Linked DNA regions of Homo sapiens: region 2 is linked to region 1. Evidence: chromatin loops called from intact Hi-C (ENCODE). Cell type or tissue: dorsolateral prefrontal cortex. All regions are shown on one strand. Links, peaks and the distances in the headings refer to the core of each region. The heading gives the core; the rest is flanking DNA.

What was found. Hi-C counts contacts between places; a loop is a spot of excess contacts. Peaks named below come from ENCODE experiments on the same cell type or tissue, not always from the same donor. Only the 100,000 strongest peaks of a DNase experiment are listed, where the experiment ranks them.
Region 2: a loop joins it to region 1, with 15 times the contacts of the local background. A loop is called at or near these places in 3 of 110 quality-filtered maps.

The regions. Positions count from the first base shown.
Region 1 is chr5:133,419,848-133,428,179 of GRCh38, reverse strand. All of the region lies in intron 3 of FSTL4 (follistatin like 4), which reads left to right. It overlaps MIR1289-2 (microRNA 1289-2), which reads left to right and starts at 474; the gene lies at 474-584. RefSeq lists enhancers at 4,029-4,323, 4,414-4,463. In dorsolateral prefrontal cortex, for the core only: CTCF peaks have their summits at 3,993, 4,195 (motif pointing left) and 6,575 (motif pointing left); DNase peaks (open chromatin) are centred at 4,199 and 6,669; H3K27ac peaks cover 892 bases.
Region 2 is chr5:133,976,334-133,984,665 of GRCh38, reverse strand. VDAC1 (voltage dependent anion channel 1) reads left to right here. Exons shown (of 9, transcript NM_003374.3): 6 at 3,710-3,937. Among named protein-coding and RNA genes, the nearest start is that of C5orf15, 12 kb to the right of the region's middle. In dorsolateral prefrontal cortex, for the core only: a CTCF peak has its summit at 4,612 (motif pointing right); no DNase peak of the experiment used is centred there; H3K27ac peaks cover 2,577 bases.

The DNA.
Region 1 (8,332 bases), core at 321-8,320:
CACAGTTTTTCATCGTGTAAGTGTATGGCAATGATATTATTACAGGGATAAATTTAAATCCACTTGAAATTCATTATCATAAAACAACTCATTTCCAACTCAGCACACCTGAGGTATTGTTATTCACACATTACTTGTGACCTCCCAACTCACACAAGTTGATATCTGGGTATAGAGTGTGATTTTTCTCCCATTAGGGACTCCAGAAGAGTTCTTGAAATAGCTGCCTCCCCAGCTCCACCTCTCACCCCTTGTGCCTGCCCAATGTTTCCAGAAGGCGCAACTATAGACAGCAAAGGTCCTGTGTGCACCTCCCCAGAGAAACCCAAACCCTCACACTTCTCTGGAGCCACATGGCCAGATGAAACCTCTGAGAAGGAACCAAAGCCTTGTCTGTCCTGATGGCAGAAGTTGCAACCCTGTAGGGCTTCTCAACATGTGATCTAAGACCACAGCTTTGTAACCTAACTCAGCCACGGTCCTAGTTAAAAAGGCACATTCCTAGACCCTGCCTCAGAACTACTGAACAGAGTCACTGGGTGTGGAGTCCAGGAATCTGCATTTTTACCCCTATCGCCCCCGCCATTCCCGCCCTTCCCCCCGCCATTGCGTGCACTAATTGCTGGAAGCACTCATGAGGAGAGCCGCCTGTGTTGTGTAGAACTCCCACCCCCGCAACACACACTCACTCACCCTTTCACTTACCAACAGTTTCCTGGGCTTGGGAGGTCTGGAGAAGGCAGTAGCCCTGCAAATTGAGAAAGGCAAGCCTCGGAAGTGGACTCTTATATCTCTACTGCCAAAAGGGGCTACATCCTCTCAGGCCCCTGGGTTCATTCCTTGAGAACAGGGCTCAGCTGTGGGAGCTGATAAAACAAGGCACCCTTCCAGTTACTGAGCACCTTCTGGTGGCCCACACTGTGCTGGGCATTGCACATGAGCCGTCTCTCGTCCTTGGGGAAGATAGTAGTTGTTATCCATGCTCTATAGGTGTGGAAACTGAGGCCCAGAGAGGTTATGTGGCTGGTCCAAGGTCACACAGCTGAAGTGAGATTGTAACCCAGGGCTGCCTGACTCCAGAGCCTGTGTGTTCTCCAGTGGTGACATTGCTGGGGTAGTCTTGGGGGGCAGTGTGAGCTAGTTCATAGGATGGAAGAGTACTGTGAGGAATGTTGGGGTATTTCAAGGTTTGATAAACCAAAATTCCTCTGGGCCGTTGGGCATTTGAGAGACGGAACACTGAGAACATAAGACATGCTGAGATTTAGGTTGTTTTAGAACCTGAAATCTCAGCTTACTCCTCCCAGAACTTGTGCTGACTTTCGGAAAAAGGAAACATTTTAGCCTGGTTTGGGTTCTGGATTGCAGTAGCAGTGGTGTTTGCTAAACTAAAGAAGGGAACTGGAGCTTCTATCAGTGCATTATTAAAGCAGAACTGGCTGACTGTCTCCCTGGGAAATAACAGGACTGAGGCTTGTGCCTCCAGCCAGAGATTGCTCCTCCATAGCCCCCATTGCCACCGCTTCTACTACTTTTGCCTCCACTCCCCAGCCACCCAGTGATCCACCCTGCCAGAATGCACAATGCCGGCATTGATCATTCCCCAACCCACGGTACAGTTCAGTTTCCTCTGCTGCTAATTGGCCATGAGAGCTCCGTTATGAGGGATCAGAATTGTTAGTCTCTTCCTAATGATCTCTGTCTGGAGACCAACTTCATGACATTCTCCAATTAGGGAGTGCGGAGGGGGCAGGGCAGCGCTATTCATCTGCCCAGAACCCCCATGAAGTGACATGGGCTCATTATGCAGGAGACCCAAGCCACTGGTCCTGCGGGTCAGCACAGCCCAGGAGAGCCACGGAGGCAGGTCTCCCCCTCTCACCTCCCCAGACTCCCGGCTATCCTTTGCTCCCTGTGTCCTCCCTTCATGGCAAAGACTTTCCTTTGGTCAGGCTTGAAGGACAACACTCTGTCTTCTGCTAGCACACTCTGTGCTTTAAAAATTCCTAACTGGGAAAGATGACTTCTTTTGAGATCAAAGGCACACTCTCAGGGATGTTGGGGCAATGAGGAAGGTGAAAGCTACAGAGGAAGTCAAGACTGGTCCACTTCCAGCTCCCCATATGTGGAAGAAGAGAAGACCAAGGCCAAGAGAGAAGGGTCTTGCTCAGGGGGGGTCCCCAGCACTTAGACAGGAAGACTAGAGCCCCCCACGTCATTCCTGCTTCCCTTCTCCTCACCCTAACTTCAAATGCAGGCTCTTTATCCTATGTCCCTGTTCTCCCTTTGGACCCAGCCAGCTTCTGGATTTCTTCCGCCACTTGGCTTATCGTGCAGTGGACAAACCACACGGCTACACTTGACAGCCAGAAACTGGATCATAAGCTTTGAGGGCAGGATCCATATCTCCCTTATTCTCTGCTGTGTCCCAGGACCTAGCATCTCACCCACAGTAGGAACACAGAATTATTCAATGAGTGAATTAATTAATTAATGCTTTAACTTTAAAGTTCAAATGTAGAGTTTCAGAGAGGAACCCAGAAGGGCTATTCAAAGAAATGAATATCCAACAGTGGAAATTCAGATATTACAGAGTCTTGGGAGGTCAGTTGGGCATTAATTCTTTCCTCACAAGAGTCTGCTAATTACTTTTCCAGGTTTTCTGCTGAACAATTTGAACTCACATTCGACATAGCTTTCCCTTTTGTCTCTTTCTTAATATCTCAGCACAACTCCTGCTGTGGGGCATTGTTAAACCTCAGGCCTGGAGGGTTTGGCGATGCGCGGTTAACAGCTTTGCCACCTGGGGATGGCATTATCTCTGCCAGCCTCTAGCTGACTTGCTCTGGGTCTCCTGCTGGGAGACAAGACCAGGCTGGGACAGGCCATTCAAACAGCTTGAGAGCAGCTCTTAAGACAAACCTCGGACTTAGCTAAGGTACCTTTTTTTTTAGGTCACTTTGAAGAAATCTTAATGTTAAAAAGATTTACAAACTAAAAACTTTATAATAAAGTGTTGTCAAAAATCTGTAACAAAATCTACATCAAGTCCTTATGGTGTCTGGAACATAATAAATGTGCAATACATGTGAGCCCGTAGATCTTTTCTATCAATACTCACTTGAAATAGATTAATCCACAGTCTAATAGTTAGACCCAGTCTGATGCGCATAAGAAATGTTGCTATATCTTTTGTTTTGTTTTTACAGATTTTCTTTTGATTAGGTTATCTATTTGATGGGAAGGGAGGAAAGGCCTAGCATTTTCTGCACCCACTGTGCACCAGGAACCATGCTAAGTGCCTTACATTTCACTATGGCATGTGCTTCTCTCTATGGGCTTCAGGGAAAGGCTTATTCTCCCATTTTCCAGATGGGAGAATTAGACTCAAGATCTCAAGATCGTTAGACTCCAAAGCCAGTACTCTCTCCTTTACGTGGTATTTAGAAGTGAGCCCAGCTATGGGAATGCTGCCTAGTGACCACATGGTCACTGCCAGCTTCCCTGTCCAGACCAGCCTTCCCTTGGCCTGAGATGTGCCATAGTGCCTCTCAGAGGACACCATCACGTATTCCTGTAGTGCTTGAGTGTCACCAACCTGGAGACGCCGTGGGACAGCACAACCAGGGAAGTCGTAGAGAACCCAGGTGCCCCTGGACATTCTAAAGACCATCATCTGAGAGACTGCTCGGAAATGCAAAGCTCACAAAACATGTCATTTCCTGTCTCTAAGGTATTGAATACAAATATCATCTCCTTTTATCTCCCATCTCCAAAACAGTCCCCTCGGGTTGTGTCTCTCTCAAGTGCTCTGTAAACTTCCCAAATTGTCAGCCGGTCCCAGGAGATGCTTCCATCACACTGGGTGATCATCTCATGATAACTTCCGAACTGGCCTCCTGCACTGTTCACGGGTCTGGGTGGTTACCCGCGCAGCAGAATCACTCAGCAAACGCTTGGATGTGCACTGACTTTGAACGGCTAGAAAGTTCAGGGGCACCACCTGCCTCGGAGCTGCTGCATGACTCGGGTCTGAGGTGTCCCCTGAAATCTTGGGGACAGGCACTTCTTCTGCTGGCGTCAGACAGAATGTGGTCTCCCCACAGGGAGCCCAGTCCGATTCTGCAGAGCCCGGCTCGGCCCTGCTGGTCTGCGGGTGCCCTTTGCCCTCGTGCACACAGCGACACCTGGTGGTAAGCTGGTGAACCGCCGGGACCCCAGCGCTGTTCCTCAGCTCCATGCTGGGCTCCAGCTCACGTGCGCTGTGTGCACCGAGGGACTTGTCCTGGCACGTGCACACCCAGTCTTGTGCACCACCGAGTACTCCGTTGTGACAAAGTTATACTCAGTTATGTATGTCTTCTTCCTGCTCTGTGCAGAGAGCAGTCCCGTGGCCTCAGTCATGAGTCATTTGTCTGTACTCATTCTCAGAGGGGAAGAAAATGAGCTGTTTCTAACTACGTCTATCGTCACCACCCCGATCGCCATCCTTACTGCCATCAACCACCACCATCCCTGCCGTCACCACTACCATTGCCTCCACCACCGTTAGCCATCACCACCGCCTCACCGCCATCATCCCCACCACCCCTCGATGACCACAGCCACCTTTGTGCCTTTACTACTGTCACCCCATGCACTCTGTCGCTCCTGTAGCAGGGGCTAACTCCTCACATAGCAGCAGAATTGGGCAGCCCTGCCCGCTGAGGTTCCAGGAGGGAGGCTGAGGGCCTCTTCCACAGAGAGTGCTGTGAAAGGCTCTTGGAAGGAGGGCAGGAAGGACCCAAGAGAGCAAGGCAGAGGGAGGATGGGCCTTCTCCAGCTCCTAGCTGGCAGACAGGACAGCACGAGGTACCGCCTGGATGCATTTAGGACTGAAGTTTCTGCTGATGTCAACGAATGCTGGAAATGTCCCAAGACCCCAGTTCAGGACTGCGCCTCATCCAGGTGAGCAGTGCAGAGCAGTCAAAAGGGGCCAGGAAACAAGCCGCCCATTCATTCGTGCAGTCCAAGAACAAAGCCAGCGGGCCAGCTCCAACCTGTTGTGACAGAAATACCAGGGGATCTTTTCTTTTTCTTTCCATTTCCCCCAGGCAGCAACTGTACAAATGAAACTTCAAAACTAGAGCTCGGCCGTTCAGAGCCTGCACAGCACTGACCTGTTTCTTGTTCATTTAGCCTCATTCTCTCAGAAGACAGAAAGCCTCATTCATCAGAACAATCACTTCAGCCCAGAGGGGCTTGGGTGTTGTTTCTAAGACATTACAACTTGCAGCCATAAAGGAAAAATGAAATAAACGTGGCAAGAGTTTTGAAGTGGTCTGAATGACCCAATTAAACACATATTTTCAAGTCAAACACACCTTTCCTAATGTAGAGATAGAATTGTTAAATTTCACAAATTACCATGCTCGATAATTGTCTAAGAGTAATTTGTGTAGGATGACACTGTTTTCTATTTACTCTCATTCCCTAGGTGATGTCTTCTAGTCCCATGACTTTAAAATCTTCCATTTCTACATCTCCAGGGACACCTCCCTCCTTGATTTTCCCCACTTAGACACGTAATAGCCATCCCATTCTTAAAGTAGTTAGAACAAATTCTTTGATTTTTTTTTTTCCTTCCAAACCTGGTCTTGACACGTTTTCCCCCTTTTAGTAAACGGTAAACAGCATCCTCCTCATTGTTCAGCTGCAAACCTACACAGTCCTTCTTACCCCGCCTCCTTCACTCACACTACCCTCCACTGTCTCACCAAGCCCTCCGCTCTTCCTCAGTGCCCCCCAGTCCAGGCCCGGCTCTCTTGCTCAGACCTAGGCTGCCTCCCTGCTTCTCCTTTTGCCACATTTCTGTCAATCCTCCACCCAGCAGCCAGCATGCATTTGAAAGAACATAGATCATATCGTACCACTCTCCTGCTTAAAATCCACCAGTGGCTTGTTACTACACTTAGGACACAGCCAGAGCTCCCCACCCAGCCCTGCTGCTCTGTCCCCAACTCGCCTCTAACCCCATCTTTGCCCACGTCCTTCTTCTCTCCTTCATCCCAATCATCCTTCTTGCTCTTCCTTGAAAACATCAAATTCACTCCCACCCGAGGGACTTGGCACTCGGTCTGGACTCTGATCCTCTTCAGCTTGTTCCCTCACTCCATGCTGAAAGGCTGCCTCCTCCAAGAAGCCCTCCCTGACCACCTTATCTAAATATCCCTTGTCCCTTCACTCCTCATCTCCTTTTTTAGTTTTCTTTTTCTTCATGGTACTTATCACTTCCCGCCTGTCTCCTCCACTCAAATATAAGCTCCATAAAGGCAGGGATTTTTGTATGTTTTGTTCACTGCTATATCTCTAGCACTTAGAATATGGCCTGGCACACACTCAATAGGTATCTGAATGAATGAATGAATGAATGAGTGAGCATGATGCCCACCCAAAGCAGCTTGCTGCCAATCTTTGTGTCCTATGGGCTGTCATTCAAGGTGGCGGGATGGGCTCACTTGTTATCCTCCTGAGAGCAGCACTTAGAGATCATTTCTGAAGACAGCACATAAGGCGTTGGAAATGGCTCCCCCTCCTGGACCAGCTTGCTAGTGTTACCCACCGTTAGGGCAATGGCCACCCCGTGGAATGCACACCACAAGGGCAAGCGAAGAGCTCAGCGAATGGGGAAACTCTTATCCCATATGCTCAGCTGTCGGGCCTGGGATCATGCAAGGGAAAGTATACAGACAGCAGGCAGGGGAGTCCCCCGACAGTGGCTGTAGCCAGAACTGGCCACATAATTTGTAGGACCCACTGCAGAAGGCAAATGTAGAGCCTCAGCTAGGGGTTTCCTTTGGGCCCACTGCCCAACCCTCTACAGACAGACAACATCCAACAGCTTGCAACCCCTGTACCAGGATGTGTTCAAAACCTGACTTGAAGGTGAGCAAGAGGCCCACTGTATGCACCATGGTGCTATCAGCCTGGGCAGTGACAGCCATACCCTTGCCCCGCCCTGAGATGCCTGGTGGTGTGGGCCCAACCATTGCCTCACCCATACCCACACCCAGGCCCCTGCCAGGGGTGGAGGGCAATGGCAGAATGCTCCCTCCCTCAATGTGACCAGGTCACTGTTCAAGGTTGAAGGCAGCAGCAGGGGTGAGTGGGGGAGACCACCCAGGGGATAGGGGTGAGAAGCAGGCAGCAGAGAGCCATCCTGGGATGCTGAGGAGGAGGTGAGAGTCAGGGCCACACATGAGCCGAGGCTGCAAGCCCTGGCACATTCTCCACTGTCCCGTCACCCTTCTCGTATAGAACACAAATTCAAAGAGGATCAGCAAGCATTTCAAGACAAGAACCCCAGCAGTAAGCCCCAAGCTCAAGGCCCTTCTGAGTGTGGGACCCTGTATTACTCTACAGCCATGCACCCGTGGGCCAGCCCTGGCTGCAGCCATGAACAGAGGGCCCACCAGCATGGGTGTGTGACCCTCTCCTGTGTTAGAAGCATCTCTGCAGTTTGAGCAGCTCCAGACCACACCAGGTCCCTGTTGTCCTCTTGCTCCTGCTGCTATGGTGGCACCATCATTTGAGGTCAGGGAATTTGCACAGTAGTCCCTGCCTGAGAGCCCCCTTCATCTTCAGAGCCTAGAGTGGGTCAGAGCCCCTGCCAGCCAGCCTGCACAGGTGTGAAGCCCTGGATTGCTTGTTAAGATTTGGGAGGAATAAAAGATTTCTTAAATTTCCACTTGAGATTATTTAATCACAAGTGTGGTTTGAACAAAAAGTAAAACCTGAATATGAATTATTTTAAAATTGAGGTATAATTTACATACAATTAAATGCATAGATTTTTGTCAATGATATTCAGCACATGTATATACCATCACTCAATCAAGATATAAAACATTGCTATCAACCTAGAAAATGATCTTTCTAGTCAACCCTCCCATTCACAGAGGCAAGCACTGTTCTGATTTCTAGCATCGTAGATTAGTTTTAGCTATTTTTGAATTTTATGTAAGTGGAACCATACAGTAAGGAAACTTTGTGGCTTCTTTGACTCAAACTCAATATAACACTGAGTTTTATCCATGTAGCTGGGAAAATCCATTGCTCGTTCCTGTTATTGCTAAGTAGTATTTTATTGTATGACTATATCACAGTTTGTTTTGTGATTCCTGTTAATGTACATTAGGTTCGTTTCCATTTGGGAACTACTATGAATAAAACTTCCATAAATATTTTTGTATGTGTCCTTTTGTGAGCATAGTCTTTCATTTCTCTTGGATATATACCTATGAGTGGCAAATAAGCACATAAAAAGATGTTCAAGATCATCAGTCATTAGGAA
Region 2 (8,332 bases), core at 230-8,229, 560 kb before region 1:
CTGTGCCCGGCTGGCATTGTTTCTTTTATGGGATTGTCTATGATGCATTCCTTGGTCGTCATGGCTGTATTAGGCTATTCTTGCCAGGCAAGGTGGCTCACGCCTGTAATCCTAGCATTTTTGGAGGCTGAGGCAGGCAGATTGCTTGAGCCCAGGAGTTGGAGACCAGCCTAGGTAACATGGTGAAACCCCATCTACACACACACACACACACACACACACACACACACACACACACACACACACGCTGGTCATTGTGGTGAGCGCCTATAGTCTTGTCCTTGCATTGCTCTAAAGAAATACCTGGCCAGGCGAGGTGGCTCACACCTGTAATCCCAGCATTTTGGGAGGCTAAGGCAGGCAGATTGCTTGAGCCCAGGAGTTGGAGACCAGCCTAGGCAACATGGTTAAACCCCGTCTACCCACATGCACACACACACTAGCTGGGCCTGGTGGTGCGCACCTATAGTCAGTTCTAGCTACCTGGGAGGCTGAGGTGGGAGGATCACCTGAGCTCAGGAGGTAGGGGCTGTAGTGAGCCATGATCGCACCACTGCACTCCTGCCTGGACAACAGAGTGAGACCTTGTCTGAAAAAAAGAAAAAAATACCTGAGGATAGCTAATTTATGAAGAAAAGAGGTTCAATTGGCTCATGGTTCTGCAGTCTGTACAAGCAGAGCACAGGCATCTGCTCGGCTTCTGGGAAGGCGTCAGGAAGCTTTTAGTCATGGTGATTGATGAAGCAGGAGCAGGCACATCACATGGCAAGAGCAGGAGCAAGAGAGAGAGAGTGGTGGGGAGGTGCCACACGCAAACAACCAGATCTCATAACTCATTATTGGGAGGACAGCACCAATCCATGAGGGATCCACCCCCATGGTCTAACCACCACCCAGCAGGTCCAACACTGGGGACTGCATTTCAACATGAGATTCAGAAGATACAGCATCGAAACTGTATCAGTGGTGATTTTGTTTCAAGACGGTGTCACTCTTGCCATGGAACAGGCTATTTTCCTACATCACTTGGGAGGGGTGCTGGCTTTATTTTCAGCTGTGACCTCTAAAATTCTTGTCTCATTGAGAATTTGGAATTTTTAACCTTTATTTTTTTTTAATGAGAAATCTGAAACATACAAAAATATACAGAAAAATATGTTTAACCCTCATTCTATTCCTATCACACAGCTTTGATAGTTACCAACCTGTGGCCAATCATGTTTTATTTATACAGCCATAAATATAACACTCCTCCACGCACATACTATTTTAAGTAAATAACAACACTTAATTTCAGCTGTAAATATTTTATTATGTATCTTTAAATGGCAATAATCCATTTTAAAGGAGCATAACCATGATATTATTATTATATTGAAAAAAGTTGATCATTTCTTTTTCTTTTTTTTTTTTTTTAAAGATGGAGTTTCACTCTTGTTGCCCAGGCTGGAGTGCAATGGTGCGATCTCAGCTCACGCAGCCTCCGCCTCCCGGGTTCAAGTGATTGTCCTGCCTCAGCCTCCTGAGTAGCTGGGATTACAGGCATGGGCCACCACACCCGGCTAATTTTGTGTTTTTAGTAGAGACGGGATTTCTCCGTGTTGGTCAGGCTGGGCTCGAACTCCCGACCTCAGGTGATCCGCCTGCCCCAGCCTCCCAAAGTGCTGAGATTACAGGCATGAGCCACTGCGCCCAGTGGATCATTTCTTAATATTGTCAAATCTCTAGTCTGTTCAAATTTACATGATTGTTTCATGATTTTTTTTTTTTTTTTTGAGACTGAGTTTTATTCTTGCTACCCAGGCTGGAGTGCAGTGGCGCGGTCTTGGCTCACTGCAACCTCCACCTCCTGGGTTCAAGTGATTCTCCTGCCTCAGCCTCCCAAGTAGATGAGATTACAGGCATGTGCCACCACACCCAGCTAATTTTTGCATTTTTAGTAGAGATGGGGTTTTGCCATGTTGGCCAGGCTGGCCTTGAACTCCTGACCTCAGGTGATCCACCCACCTCGGCCTCCCGAAGTGTTGGGATTATAGGCGTAAGCCACCGCACCTGGCCTTTTGCTGTTTTTAAAATAACAGGTTGGTTCTTTAGTCTTTAAAGATGACAGCTATGTGATTTGAGCGTTATTATAATTCTTTTTTTTTTTTTTTTGAGACGGAGTCTTACTCTGTCGCCCAGGCTGGAGTGCAGTGGCGCGATCTCGGCTCACTGCAACCTCTGCCTCCCGGGTTCAAGCGTTTCTCCTGCCTCAGCCTCCTGAGTAGCTGGGATTACACACGCCCACCACCGCGCCCAGCTAATTTTTGTGTTTTTAGTAGAGACGGTGTTTCACCATGTTGGCCAGGCTGGTCTCGAACTTCTGACCTTGTGATCCACCTGCCTCAGCCTCCCAAAGTGCTGGAATTACTGGCATGAGCCACTGCGCCTGGCCCCGAGTGTCATTATAATGCCTAGAATAAACATACTGTTTAATATGTTTCAGCCTATTGCTAATATTTTTCTTATTGAGGCTCACATTGCTCCATTGTCGAAGCCCTTGGGAGCCTCTTCAGGTTACCTTGTAAGTCCTTTTGCCTCCACCCCAGTAGTCTTCAATAGCTTTGATAGATGTTTTAGGTTACTGTGTACATTTCCTGCCTAAGATCTGTAGTTGGCCATTTCTCCAAGGAGCACTGGTTCCATTTAGGAGGAAATGGTCTAGGTGCTGAGGATGAAGCATTAATCTCAATGTGAATAAAGCTAGAAGTGAACAGTGCTGTGTAGTCCTTGAGGCTCTGAGTGGATCTGGTTCCTCCTGTGGTCTCTGCTGAGAATGCAGCTTCCTGTGGGAGATGTCGATCTTGTAACTGAATGATAGAGACAATCAGATAAAAATGATCCATGTTGTATTTGTTGGATGTGATCTTGTTCTCCAGTGTGTACTTTTGGTAAAAGACATGGTAATAATAGGTCTGCAGGTGACACTATTCACCTGCTCTTCCTAAGGGATGCTGGGTCTTGAGGAACCGGCAGTAGAGACACTGAACTGCTTATAGACTCACATCTGGTATCATCAGGTTGGACCTGGGATACTGTCTGGCTAACTAACACTTCCTGGCCCCCATGACTGCAGAGTTCCAGGTTCTACATCAGTACCCGGTTCTCTGAAATATGTACTCATTGGGGTCTCATGAATATGGAATTGAAATCCATTTTACTGTTGTACTCACTTAGAGGGAACATAGCCTTTGTTTCCTTACTTAACCATGTGAGCCACAGAGTAAGAAGAAAACCGTCTCTTTAAAAGCTGCTATTTAGGTAGCTGCCTTCATGGCAGATAAATCTTTTCCACAGGTTTGGAAAATATCAAAGATGCATCTGTTTCATAATTACATGGTGGCTTTCTACCTAATGAATGCCTGTGTAGGCTGCTACGTTAAGCATACAAAGAGGATAGGAGAAGAAAGTTACTTCGTATTTATTTTTCAGGCTTTTCCTGTCTGTGTTCTCACTTCGTTATTGTGGGGTTTCTGCAGACTGAGTCCCTGTGGAAGAGAGGTTGTGTCCTGCTCATTGTGGTACAGCAGTGGCTTAAGGGAGAACTGGAGCCCTGACTTCACCCCCACCCCACTCCCTTTATTTGACCTGGGATTAAAAAAAAAAAAAAGACAACTTGCATTTCAAGGTGAGTTAGCTTCTGATCTTAATATAACTTATTTTCCTTCAGGAAAAAAAATGCTAAAATCAAGACAGGGTACAAGCGGGAGCACATTAACCTGGGCTGCGACATGGATTTCGACATTGCTGGGCCTTCCATCCGGGGTGCTCTGGTGCTAGGTTACGAGGGCTGGCTGGCCGGCTACCAGATGAATTTTGAGACTGCAAAATCCCGAGTGACCCAGAGCAACTTTGCAGTTGGCTACAAGACTGATGAATTCCAGCTTCACACTAATGTGTAAGTGTACATGGGGGCAGCAGGGTGGGAGGGGTGGGGTTGGAGCATGTGTGGTAAGGGGATTGCTTTTCACTGTTTTTTTTTTTTTTTTTTTAAGAAAGCCCAGTTTTTAACCACTGTAAAGTGAGTTTGTTGGCATTAGATGAGCCACATGGCCTGCTGCTATCTTTTGTTTCCCACCTACCCATTTCCTGGAGTGTCTTAGATCCTTTCCACTCTGTGAACAGTATATATTGCCACAGGTACACAAAGTGGCTGATTAATTACAGCAGGGACATGGTGTCAGTCCAGAGCGTGTCCATTCCCTGCAGTTTTTGTTTTAGTTAACAAAACAGCTCTCTTTCTCTGTCTAATGCCTGAGGATTAGCCTGCTGGGCTTGATGACATGTAGACATGGTAGACAAATTTAGGAGCTGATTATCTCAGTTACAAACTATCTTCTCTGTACAGTGAAGCATGTAAAAGTAACTATTGGACAGTATGGTGAAGGGAAACAGTGATTATAGGTTAGGAGAGAGCCCCTTGAGAATTGAAGTAGATTGATGATTTAAGTTAAGGGAAACACATTTCATTCATGAATCTTGTTTTATCCATAAACCTTGTTTTATTTAGTTTCATGAGGAATTAACCTGTGACAGGCACAAGCTGGGTGCAGAGTTACCATGTTTATTTCTTTCCACTAGAGGTCACTAAAGAAGTAACTTCTTAAACTTAAGGCAAATCAGTGATATTAATGTGTAAACTAATATTTCCATTAATAAATTTTTTGAGGAATTTTTATCATTAATTTGGAATCTGTTACAGCTAAAAAGTCACAGGAAAACTATAGAGATGGACAATCTAGTGGTTGGCAGGGGGCGGGGAGGGTATGACTACAAAGCAGTGACTGAGGGAGTTTCGGGGAGGGAACTGTTCTATATTCTGACTGTCGTCATGGTTACATTAATCTGTGTACGTGTGTTAAAATTCGTAAAAATGTATACCAAGAAAATATCCATTTTGGCCGGGCGTCGTGGCTCACGCCTGTAATCCCAGCACTTTGGGAGGCCGAGGCGGGTGGATCACGAGGTCAGAAGTTCAAGACCAGCCTGGTCAAGAAGGTGAAACCCCATCTCTACTAAAAATACAAAAATTAGCTGGGCGTGGTGGCGGGTGCCTGTAATCCCAGCTACTTGGGAGGCTGAAGCAGGAGAATCGCTTGAACCTGGGAGGTGGAGTTTGCAATGAGCCGAGATCACGCCACTGCGCTCTAGCCTGAGCAACAGAGCAAGACTCCGTCTCAAAAAAAAAAAAAAAAAAAAAAAGCAAAGAAAATATCAATTTTATTATATGTTTAATTAAGAAGAGGTGAAACATACTAAAAAGCTATAGGAAACATACCACATGCATAGAAATGTTTTTGAACGTAGAATTCTGATTGGCATGGGAAGTGTTTTCCTTGGTTTGAAATTGGGCATTGGCACCAATTCTTCAGTACCAATTCTAGGAGGAACAATGGCTGTTAGCCATTTCCCCCACATATCTGAGCTTCAGCATTTTAAATAAGCAACAAGTGGGTATGGTTTATTTTTGGAACCAGCGTGAAGGCAGCTGACACAACTCATCTGGGTTGCCCTGGTGCTTGCAGGGGCCCAAATGCATAACAGAAATTCTTTGTGCTTCATATAGATGAATTTGAACAGTTCCACCTGTGTATTTATTTATTTATTATTATTATTTTTTGGTGACAGGGTCTCACTCTCTCACCCAGGCTGGAGTTCAGTGGCACGATCTCTGCAGCCTCCACCTCCCGGGATTAAGTGATACTCCCACCTCAGCCTTGCAAGTAGCTGGGACTACAGGTGCATGCCACCACACCTGGCTAATTTTTGTATTTTTTGTGGAGGCAGGATTTCGCCATGTTGCCCAGGTTGTTCTTGAACTTGTGAGCTCAAGCGATCTGCCCGCCTTGGCCTCCCAAAGTGCTGGGATTACAGGTGTGAGCCACTGCATCTGCCTTCTGTTTATGGTTTTGAAAGCTCTGTACAGGAAGGCAGTATTGTGTTCCTGGTTTTAGGATATTCTGAAAAGTCTGGCCTTTTTTAAAAACATGTAAGCCCAAGAAACTTCCCCATTTGAATATATTACTAAAGTCATTCAAAAATCTTATTTTTGACAGGCTGCTGTTTTATTGTAGCATACTTGGGCTGTCTACAGAAGACAGGATTCTCTGTGAATCAGGCAGTGCCTGGGTCTCCCTGTACTTTCTAGAAGCATAATGTCTGTCTCGCTGAATTTCATGGGGAAACGAAAATTTACAATGTGTGGCTCATACGTGTAATCCTAGCTACTTGGGAGGCTGAGGCGGGAGGATCACTTGAGGCCAGGAGTTTGGGACCAGCCTGGGGAACATAGAAATACTCTGTCTCTAAGAAATTTTTTAAAAATTAGCTGGGCATGGTGGCAACATGCCTGTGATCACTTGAGCCCAGGAGTTTGAGGTTACAGTGAGCTATGATTTTGCCACTGCTCTCCAGCCTGGGAAACAGAGCAAGATCCCATCTTGGGGAAAAAAAAAAAAGAAAATTTAGAATGTATTCTCTGATTTAGGGAGAGTGTCTTGTGAAGACTAGAGTTTTTGTTCTTAGGTCCTGAAGCCCTTTGCTGGATTCCAAAGTACGTGGGCTCTGACTCACAGTTAACCAATGCCATTTCCACTGGAAATGCCCACAATGATGAGGCAGAACTCAGACACTGATTTTATGTTAAAGATGTTTGAGAGGGTCTAGGCAGGCTTGAAGACCATCTGATGCAAGGAGGATGGTCATTCCTTTTTAAAAAATTGCAGCATTAAAATTTTTCTTAATTTTTTTAATCAAAGGAGTCTGAACCCATGGTTGTAAAATCAAACAGTACAGATGGGCCTATGAAAAGCAGTGATTCCAGCCTGCCTCAGCCTGCTCATCCCAGCTCCGCAGTGGCAGCCACTTTAACTGTTTTTGTTTTCTGTGGTTCCCTCCATGGAGAAGGTTGCTTCTGACCAGGCACCAGTATGCACTGTGTGTATAAACAACAATCTGAAAGCAGTAATGAGAGACAGTCTATGATCTGTGCCGACCCCAGCCCGACAGAGGACAAAGTGTAGACTCTGAGCTCTTCGTATGCCTTTTTAGGGGTGGCAGTGACTGCAGAGTTTGTATAGGCTGTTCAGCTGGGTGGGGCAGACTTTCAAATTCTGAGAGCTTAAGCAGGGCCCCAAAAGAGGAAGAGGAGAATTTGAATGACTGAAGAAGGGAAAGGGATATTCCCAGCAACTGGAGTCATTCAGTGTGTTTGTAAGAGAGGAGGGAGCTTGGCCAGCTGGGGTTTCATTCTGAATGTTTTTGAAAGAGGGAGACATTTTATGATGTAGCAAAAAGCTCCCTTTCAAATCCTGCCAGGCTTAGATGTTGCAGCATGGGTGAGGAGTATGCACAGGTGGACGAGATGAATTGTGGATTAAGCTCTTTTGAAGTGCTGCTCCTCCAAGAGGCTGGGTCAGTGCCAACTGTATCTCCCCAGCAGTGGCTGCAGCAGGTTGTGCCAAGGGCTCTAACTTGCCTTCTGAGGCATATGTGCAGCCCCACCTTTCTTGCCATTTCTGGCTGTGTTCTCTTCTCATTTTCTTCTCTTTCCATAACATTTTTTATTTTTACTTTTATTTTTTGAGCCAGAGTCTCACTCTGTCACCCAGACTGGAGTGCAGTGGTGAGATCTCAGCTCACTGCAACCTCTGCCTCCTGGGTTCAGACGATTCTCCTGCCTCACCCCCCCAGGTTGCTGGGATTACAGGCACCTGCCACCATGCCCAGCTAATTTTTATGTTTTTAGTAGAGACAGGGTTTCATCATGTTAGCCAGGCTGGTCTCAAACTCCTGACCTCAAATGATCTGCCCGCCTTGGCCTCCCAAAGTGCTGGGATTATAGGCATGAACCACTGCACCCGGACTTCCATGCCATTTTTCTGGTAGAATCGTTTATAAAAGTAATAACATCAGTAGCAGTAAAAATAAATCACTCAGAATCTCAGTGCTCTACTTGCTGCTTCTTTTTTTTTTTTTTCCTTATAGAGACAGGATCTCGCTCTGTTGCCCAAGCTATATCCTGGGCTCAAGCAGTCCTGCTGCCTCGGCCTCCCAAAATGCTAGGATTACAGGCGTGAGTCACCACGTACCCCCTCTCCCCTGGCTTTTTCTTTTTTTGTTTGAGACAATGTCTTGCTCTGTTGCCCAGGCTGGAGTGCAGTGGCGCGATCTCGGCTTACTGCAACCTCTGCCTCCCAGGTTCAAGCGATTCTCCTGCCTCAGCCTCTTGAGTAGCTGGGATTACAGGCGTATGGCACCAGCCCGGTCAATTTTTGTATTTTTAGTAGAAACA